Linked DNA regions of Homo sapiens: region 2 is linked to region 1. Evidence: read pairs that join two places in POLR2A ChIA-PET (ENCODE). Cell type or tissue: MCF 10A. All regions are shown on one strand. Region 1 overlaps PAPPA (pappalysin 1). Region 2 has its middle 49 kb from the start of LINC00474.

The links. Peaks named below come from ENCODE experiments on the same cell type or tissue, not always from the same donor. Only the 100,000 strongest peaks of a DNase experiment are listed, where the experiment ranks them.
Region 2: POLR2A ChIA-PET joins it to region 1 with 5 read pairs; 2 of 35 experiments call an interaction of 5 or more read pairs at or near these places.

The regions. Positions count from the first base shown.
Region 1 is chr9:116,333,779-116,338,778 of GRCh38, reverse strand. It overlaps PAPPA (pappalysin 1), which reads right to left. Exons shown (of 22, transcript NM_002581.5): 13 at 3,705-3,918. The region is part of intron 1 of PAPPA-AS2 (PAPPA antisense RNA 2); the gene reads left to right. Among named protein-coding and RNA genes, the nearest start is that of PAPPA-AS2, 27 kb to the left of the region's middle. In MCF 10A, no CTCF peak of the experiment used is centred here; a DNase peak (open chromatin) is centred at 2,458.
Region 2 is chr9:115,874,098-115,879,097 of GRCh38, reverse strand. No RefSeq gene overlaps it. Among named protein-coding and RNA genes, the nearest start is that of LINC00474, 49 kb to the left of the region's middle. In MCF 10A, no CTCF peak of the experiment used is centred here; no DNase peak of the experiment used is centred here.

The sequences.
Region 1 (5,000 bases):
ATTGGACAATATTTTGGAGAAGAGTCAGGCAGTATTTGGCATAGTCAAAGACACACACATGCTTAGGCACAGCAGTTCCATTTGTAGTTATATTCCCCAGACTAGTGATTCCCAATCAATGTGCTGAGAGGCACTAATTCCTTTGTGGGTTGGGGAAGTTGAATGAGGTTATGGCAGCGATCTGAGCAATCTGTGGTCTCTGGCCAAGAGCAGCTTCATTCTGTGTTCCAAATCCTACCTATGAATCCCTGTGTCATTACCTAATGAGATATTCTACACATGGGGTCTCATCAGGGCACAGACTCTAGAAATACTTGGCTCCAGTCTTTGGGCACCCCCACCCCCAACCAACAAACAACAGTCTAAGTTCTCCCTGGCTGAAAGAGTTAATCTAGCCATGTGAAGAACTTGTTGCCCCCCAAAGTTGGCCTTTTAAAACTTAGCTCTCAATCAGAACTGTCTCTCTCTGAATGGACCAGCTTGTAGAAATGGGGAAGAGTTTGAGATAAAGGAAGAAAGCGAATGTGAAAAAGAGTGAGAGGAAGAAAGGAAGCATGAAAGGAAAGAAGAATAAATGGAGGGAGGAGGGAAGGAAGTTACTTTTCTAAATACATGGTCCATTCAATTTTATAATAAACTGTTCAATTTCTGTTAAGAACCACAACGTGGATGAACATGATGTATGTGCATGTATGTGTGTGTGACAGATACTGGAGCCTCAATATCACCACTGTAGTTTTTCTCATTAAAGAAGCCTATTAACCACCCCACACCCCATCACTATCCTTCCCTCCCCACCTTTTCTCCTTTCCACAACTTGGTGTGGGGCTGAGATTTGGCTAGAATTGCACAACTGGACCTCTCCTTTGAAACCTGATCCTGTTTTCTTGGGTCTCTGAATTTATACCAAGTACTGCAAAGAGACTGGAGACCCCTGAAGCTAGAGTGGAACACATTGCCCAAACTGGTTTTGCTACAGGACTCCTCCCAAGGCAGCACAGTAGGCATCACACTGCTCTCAGGAGAGACAGAAAATGAGGAAGAGAAAGGAGGTAAGAGAAGGTGGGGGGCGGGGGAGAGAGAGAGAGAGGAGATGGAGAGGTGGGAGAAAAGGGAGAGGAGAGAGAGGGAGAGATGCAGGAAAAAGAGGAAAGGTTGTGGAGGGAGGAGAGAAGGGGAGGGGAGAAACAGTACTTTTCACTACCTGGGAAACAGCTGAGAGTAAAGTGGGATGTTTCTCCTACAACCAGTTGAAATTTGTGTTATAAAAAGTGATGCTATTTATTTTGGTGTTTTGAGAATGAAGGAAAACATCCCATGGTTCTTTACAGTTGTTGCTTATTTTTCTTTCCTTTCCTCCCTTGTTTGTTTGTTTTAATGCATTTGCATGTTTGCAGAGTCCTGCTTGTTTTGGTAAATGCCTCTTTAGCTCCCCATGAACAGCTGCTGTCCTTTCCCCACTGGGGCACTCAGGAGGAGGTGCTCCTGCCCTGCAGCCTCAGCCCTCAAGATTCAGCCTGTCATAGCCTGATCCAAGCTCAGGGATAAGGCAGCCAAAGACCTCAGAGCTGCAGCTCCATCCCCTTACTCAGAGTTCCTCTGAATAAATCATCACATGGGTCCAGTTATGAAAATTCCTTCTCTGCTACTCGTGCCTTGCTGTGGTAGGCAGAGCACGGCTTTCAGGGACAGACAAAGCAGGATTTTGCCTCTTACTGCCTGAATGGTCATGACTCACTCACTCTGTTTCTCTGAGCCATACCTCGCAGAAGAGGTGCAATAATAAAATAAGATACTGTTCCTATCTATTCAAGAGGTGCAATAATAAAATAAGATAATGTTCCTTTCTATTAAGGGCTCAACAAGGGTTTGTCCCTTCCTGTCCTCTCTCATGTTTCCTAACTGTTGAGAAACACAGATTTAGAACTGAAAAGAACCTCAGAGAATCCACACAATCCACCATCATCATTTTAAAGATGGGGAAACTGAGGCCCAGAGAAGGGGAATGACTAATCCAAGGTCAAATAATTAGTCAGATATAGGGCAGCATTTTGCCCTCATTCAATGTTCCTCCTACAACCAAAGAACTAACAAATACGTATCAATCGATATGTTTCAGTGGTTAAATATTTCCTACTATTTACTTAGGGCACAGACACCATTCGTCGAGAATTCAAACAAGTCAGTCTGGGCCTCAGTCAACTTATGGATGGTCAGGAAGGCTGGTTAAAAATGGGAAAGTGTTGTGGAAAAGGTCTAGTGGATTTCCATTGACATGGTTTCCCTAGGCTCTGAGAATTAACTTATTTTTATAGGGTCTGGAGAACAAGGGCTTGTGGAAAACATCCTCTTAGAGTGAAATAAGACAATGAATTATATTTAAGAAGCTCTTGCCTCTGAAAGATTACGACAGACTTTGCACAACAGAAGCTAGAGACAGTGGGTACTAAACAATGTGGATTTTGCAACCACCTTTTGTGTCCTCTGTGGTAACAGGGGCGTGGGAAAGGCTAGTGTCCCCCTCTTCTCTTTTTTTTTTCTTGCCCCCAGGTATACAGGGCAAGGCTGAATCGACTTTCAGAGAGCCTCACTCTTGGGTAGCCTACAAAAATCACAACTCTCTCTTCTTCTGGACCTCATGAAACAAATCTGAGAGACGCTGTGCAACTCTGCGCAAGTTCTTCCCTTTCTGGGCCCTGTGATTCTACATGGTAACACAGAAGTTTGGACATGTCAGATGCATGAGATAATCTCTGAAGCTTTTTCCAGCTCTAACTTTAAGAACTTTACAAAAAATTCTGTGCACAGAAGCAGCACCATCATCATCAAAAGATGGTTATAAATATTCTTCTTTAATATGTTATGTTTGCATAGTGCCTAACAGTCTGCAGGAATACTTTTATCTATAGTGCAACATGTAACCCTCACAACCACCCTGTGGAGTAGATTTCATCTGCTTATTCCAAAATAGAAAACTATGACCCAGAAAACTGAAGTGACTTGCCCAAGAACACCCATTCAAGAAGTGGTAATGTGGAGGTTCAAACCCAAGTAAGAGTATTCCCAAAGCTCGTATTCTTTTCAGGAAACTCCACTCGCTTGTAGCTCCAAACTAGGTGCATTAACAGATGGCACCTCAAAAGCACTGAGGGAGTGATGTCATGCAGTTGAAAGACAGGCTCTTAGACCACTCATGAGGTCACAGGAGCTAGGCTTGTGGAAGACATAGAGATTTCACCTATCCCTGAAACACACGGTGAACTAGGATGATGCAAATACCAGTCTCACTCTATCCCCCTTGGTTAGGAAGGTTATGCCTCCTGCTTGTGCCACGGGAAGCAGAATATTCCAGTATTTCAGAGATAAAAGAGAGCTAATCCTCTTTTTGTTCAGATGAGGACACTGAAGCTCAGAGAAGGAAACCGATGTTTCCAGGGTCAACCTGCAAGCTATTGTCAATTCTGCCGCTGCAAGCCAGGTGAATGAGGTTCTTTTTTCACCACACAACCGTTTCCCTTAATTGCCCCAGGAATTCAGAGACTCATGGGCCACAAGGCAGAGCCGGCCAGAGGCCAGAGGATGGATGGAGAAGGGAGAAATGCACAGACTTTTTACATCCACACAAATGGCTACCCAGCTTCAAAATCACACTGTCTCCACTCGGCTACAAGTGGCCTAGGGCGAGTCTGCCGCGGATCCCTTACCTCTGCTCGGCAGGGCTGTAGGTCTCCCCTCTCTGGCAGCTGCTCAGGGTGACGGGGTCAAAGTTGTCGAAGGAACGGAGGGCCACCCCCGAGATGGCGACCAGGGGCGAACTGAAGCTCACACGTACCGCCTGGCTGTGGTAGAAGGGCTGGCTGAGGTCATGGACCACAGGGATAATCAGGGGATTGTTCCTGCAGCTCAGGACATGGAGGCCTGTCAGGGGAGACAGAGGGGCCGAGGGGCCAGGCTCATTACTCAAGGCCAGTCACGCCCTCCCCAACGGGCCCTTCCCGAAGCCCCCAGACCCTTTCATGTCACTGCACAAAAGCACCATTGGGCGGCCGGTGAGGATTTTGAGTCTGATTGAAAGTTTCTTTGTCTGCCTTTTTTTCTTGGTTCCAAATCTTTCCAATCCCCCTGCCTCCCTGCCCCCTAAGCTTCCCCTTCACCTACTGCCCAAAGTCCCTCTCCCTCCCCCAAATGGCCACCCCTCAGCCAAGCATCCCAGGCCCTCACCTCCCTCCCACATTGCTGTAGGGCTTGTTGGTCTGAGTTGCTGAGTTTCAGGCTGCCTGCCTGGTCAGTTGGAAAAGTGATGGAAATAATTCATAGCAACAGGCGCTTCCCAGGGTAAAAAGCCCACTCTCATAAGTAATCTGTGAACCTGGGAGCAGCCCTGAGAGGGAAGGACTTCTTGCTTAGTCTGCAGAAGAGGTTGAGAATCGTGGGCAGGGGTGGTTTTCCAGAGAAGCACAGCCCAGGCATGGCTAAAACTCTAGGGAGAATTCAAGCTTGCCTCACTCAAGAGCCCTGTTTTTTTTTTTTTTTTTTTTTTAATGCAGCCAGCAGGTTCCCATTCTCCAAGAAGGAAGGGAGAGGGCCAGGGAGAAAAGATACACAAGGGACAGAAGGAAAGGAAGGCTGTGGCAAGATGGAATTAGCAAAACAGAAGTTGGCTTTGGTGTTGGGTGGACCTGAGTTTAAATGCTGGTGTAGCCCCTTCCTAATAATGGGACTCCAGAAAGCCCCTAAAACTCAGTTTTCACATCCAAAAAATGGTATAATCCTAACCATGTCCTGGCGGGCTTGCTATGTAAGGAGAAATCTCCCATGTGGAAGCCTGAAGCAGGTGCCCTTCTCAGTTCCAGAGGTGAAGCTGCCTCGGAGAATGCTGGGATGTCATAGACTGAGGAAGATGGTGATGGTGGGGGTGGAGGGGAAAAACAGAAAAGCCTCAGGCATCAGTACCAGGATCCAAAGAGCTCCTGTGGAACCAGACTTTTCCCCACTCTGCT
Region 2 (5,000 bases), 460 kb after region 1:
TGGTTGAAAATTAATCCATTTCCAAACTGGCAAACACTATTGGTAGGGTCATCAAGGTTAACATCCTCAGTTTTAAATCATGTTGCTAGCATGTACCCTTGATATACTGTGATGAGAATGACACTTCGTCTCTGAGATTTTCCCTCCATAAACTTATAACCCATAACCCCAGTTTCACTATGAGGAAAACATCAAAGAAACCCAGACTAAGGCACGTTCTATAAAATGCCTGACTTGTATTCCTCAATACTGTCAAGAGCAGAAAAAAGTCTGAGAAACTGTCACAGTACAAAGTAATCTAAAGAGATTTGTCAACTAAATGTAATGTGGTATGCTGGATGAAATTCTGGAACAGGAACAAGACATTAAGGAAAACTAATGAAATCCAAATAAAATTTGGGACCACAGCTGCCGCTGACATGAACCCATTGCTGAAGCAAAGAAGTGCTGGATGGAGTCTGAGGATCCTCAGCTCCCACTAGGAAGGAGAGAGGCTGAGCAGCGATGTGGGGGTGGTGGGGTAGGAAGCCTGGAAGAGGCTGGAGAGAAACATGGGGGAAAGCAGATTCTCACATGAGGTGGATGGGAAACAGAACTAGATTGCAGCTCCGACTTGGACCAACTGAGCAGCGTTGGAAGGCTCACATTGTTCACTTTAGCTCCAGATGGACTGCAAGAACAAATCAGCAGTCCTGAGAGGACCCACAGACCCTATGAAGGAAGGGGACTGCTCCTGCAGAACCTGGGACACACCCCAAATACTCAGCTGCAGCAAGACCCACCCAAAGAGAACTTGAGCTCAGACACACCTAGCACTGCCCCTACTGGATGGCTCCTTCCCTAGCCACCCTAGTAGCAGAAGACAAAGGACATATAATCTTGGGAGTTCTAGGGCCCCGCCCACCACTGGATCCTTTCATACTACTACAGCTGATGCTCTCTGGAAAGTGCCACCTCCCAGCAGGAGGCCAACCAGCACAAAAATAGATCATTAAACCACCAAAGCTAAGAACTTTCAAGGAGTCCATTGCACAACCACCCTCCCCAACCCCGCCACCTCCACCCCAGTAGGAGCTGGTATCCACAGCTGAGAGACCCACAGACTGCTCACATCACAGGACTCTGTGCAGACAACCCCCATTACCAGCCCAGAGCGGGGCAAACTTGCTGGGTGGCTACACCCAGAAGAAAAACAACAATCACTGTAGTTTGGCTCACAGGAAGCCCCATCCATAGGAAAAGGGGGAGTGTACTACAGCAGAGAACACCCCATGGGACAAAAGAATCTGAACAACAGCCTTCAGCCCAAGACCTTCCCTCTGACAGAGCTTACCAAAATGAGAAGGAACCAGAAAACCAACTCTGGTAATACAAAAACAAAAAAAACAAAAAAAACAAGGATCTTTAACACCCCCCAAAAATCACACTAGTTCACCAGCAGTGGATCCAAACCAAGAAGAAATCCCTGATTTACTTGAAAAAAAAATTCAGGAGGTTAGTCATTAAGCTAAAGAGGGAGGCACCAGAGAAAGGCAAAGCCCCATGCAAGGAAATCCAAAAAATGATACGAGAAGTGAAGGGAGAAATATTCAAGGAAATAGATAGCTCAAAGAAAAAACAATCAATCAAAAATTCAGGAAACATTGGACACACCTATAGAAATGCAAAATACTCTGGAAAGTCTCGGCAATAGAATTGAACAAATAGAAGAAAGAAATTCAGAGCTGGAAGACAAGGTCTTTGAATTAACCCAATCCAACAGAGACAAATAAAAAAGAATTTTAAAAAATGAACAAAGCCTCCAAAAAGTTGGGGATTATGTTAAACAACCAAACCTAAGAATAATCGGTGTTCCTGAGGAAGAAGAGAATTCTAAAAGCTTGGAAAACACATTTGGAGGAATAATCAAGGAAAGCTCCCCTGGCCTAGACATTCAAATATAGAAGAACAAAGAACATCTGCAAAATTCATTGGAAAAAGATCATCGCCTAGGCACATTGTCATCAGGTTATCCAAAGTTAAGACAAAGGGAAAAATCTTAAGAGCTGTGAGAGACAGAAGCACCAGGTTACCTATAAAGGAAAATCTATCAGATTAACAGCAGAATTCTCAGCAGAAACCCTACAAGCTAGAAGAGAGAGGAGCCCTATCTTCAGCCTCCTTAAACAAAACCATTATCAGCCAAGAATTTTGTATCCAGCGAAACTAAGCATCATATATGGAGGAAAGATACAGCATTTTTCAGACAAACACATGCTGAGAGAGAATTCACCAATATCAAGCCACCACTACAAGAACTGCTAAAAGGAGCTCTAAATCTTGAAACAAATCCTGGAAACACATCAGAATAGAACCTCTTTAAGGCATAAATCACACAGGGCCTACAAAACAAAAATACAAGAAGCAAAACCAAAAAACAAAGTACACGGGCAACAAATAGCATGATGAATGCAATGGTACCTGACATCTCAACATTAACATTGAATGTAAATGGCCTAAATGCTCCACTTAAAATATATGGAACTCCAGAATGGATAAGAGCTCACCAACCAACTATCTGCTGCCTTCAGGAGACTCACCTAACACATAAGGACCCACATAAACTTAAAGTAAATGGGTGGAAAAGGGCATTTCACACAAATGGACACCAAAAGCAAGCAGGGGTAGCTATTCTTTTATCAGACAAAACAAACTTTAAACCAACAGCAGTTAAAAGAGACAAAGAGGGACATTACATAATTGTAAAAGGCCTTGTTCAACAGGAAAATATGACAATCCTAAACATATGTGCACCTAACACTGGAGCTCCCAAATTTATAAAACAATTACTAATAGATTGAAGAAATGAGACAGATAGCAACACAATAATAGTGGGGGACTTCAATACTCTACTGACAGCACAAGACAGGTCATCAAGACAAAATGTCAACAAAAAAACAATGAATTTAAACTATATCTTGGAATAAATGGACTTAACAGATATATGCAGAATATTTCATCCAACAACTGCAGAATACACATTCTATTCAACAGCACATGGAACTTTCTCCAAGATAGACCATATGATAGGCAATGAAATGAGCCTCAATAATTTTAAGAAAATTAAAATTACATCAAGCATTCTTTTGGACCACAGTGGAATAAAATTGGAAATTAACTCCAAAAGGAACCTTCAAAACCATGCAAATATATGGAAATTAAATAGCCTGCTCCTGAATGAGCACTGGGTCAAAAAGGAAATCAAGATGGAAATTTAAAAAATCTTCGAACTGAATGACAATAATGACACAACCTATCAAAACCTCTGGGATACAGCAAAGGTGGTGCTAAAAGGAAAGTGCATAGCCCTAAACAGCTACATCAAAAAGACTGAAAGAGTACAAACTGACATTATAATGTCACATATCAAGCAACTAGAGAAACCAGAACAAACCAAACGCAACCCCAGCAGAAGGAAGGAAATAACTAAGATCAAGGCAGAACTAAATGAAATTGAAACAAATGAACGAACAACAAAAAAATAAAAAAGATAGATGAAGAAGCTGTTTCTTTGAAAAGATAAATAAAATTGATAGACCATTATCAAGATTAACCAAGAAAAGAAGAGAGAAAATCCAAATAGCCTCACTAAGAAACGAAACAGGAGATATTACAACTGACATCACTGAAATACAAAAGATTATTCAAGGCTAGTATGAACACCTTTATGCACATAAACTAGAAAACCTAGAGGAGATGGATAAAGTCCTGGAAAAATATAACCCTCCTAGGTTAAATCGGGAAGAATTAGATACCCTGAACAGACAAATAACAAGCAGTGAGATTGAAATGGTAACTAAAAAATTACCAACAAAAAAAGTCCAGAACCAGATGGATTCACAGCAAAATTCTACCAAACATTCAAAGAAGAATTGGTACCAATTCTTTTGACACTATTCCACAAGATAGAGAAAGAAAGAACCCTCCCTAATTCATCCTATGAAGTCAGCATAGCCCTAATGCCAAAACCAGGGCAGGACATAACCAAAAAAAGAAAACTACAGACTGATATTCTTGATGAACATAGATGCTAAAATCCTTAACAAAATACTAGCTAACTGAATCCAACAAAATATCAAAAAGATAATCCACCATGATCAAGTGGGTTTCATACGAGGGATGCAGGGATGGTTTAACATGTGCAAGTCAATAAAAGTGATACACCACATAAACAGAATTAAAAACAGAAATCACATGACCATCTCAATAGATGCAGAAAAAAAATTCAACAAAATCCAGCATCCCTTTATGATTAAAACTCTCAGCAAAATCGGCATACAAAGGACATACCTCAATGTAATAAAAGCTATATACAACAAACCCACAGATGACATAATACTGAATGGGGAAAAGTTGAAAGTATCCCCTCTGCAAACTGGAACAGGACAAGGATGCCCATTCTTATCACTCCTCTTCAACATAGCACTGGAAGTCCTAGCAAGAGCAATCAGACAGGAAAAAGAAATAAACGGCATCCAAATCAATAAAGAGGAAGTAAAAAAAGTCACTGTTTGCTGACAATATGATCATTTACCTTGAAAATCCTAAAGACTCCTCCAGTTTGCTGATAAAAGAATTCAGCAAAGTTTCTGGATACAAGATTAATGAACACAAATCAGTAGCTCTTCTATATACCAACAGCGACCAAGCAGAGAATCAGATCAAGAACTCAAACCTTTTTACAATAGCTGCAAAAATAAAATAAAATAAAATACTTAGGAATATACCTAACCAAGGAGTCAAAAGACCTCTACAAGGTAAACTACAAAACACTGTTAAAAGAAATCACAGATGACACAAACAAATGGAAATACATCCCATGCTCATGGATGGGTAGAATCAATATTGTGAAAATGACCATACTGACAAAAGCAATCTACAAATTCAATGCAATCTCCATCAAAACACCACTATCATTCTTCACAGAATTAGAAAAAATCAATTCTAAAATTCATATGGAA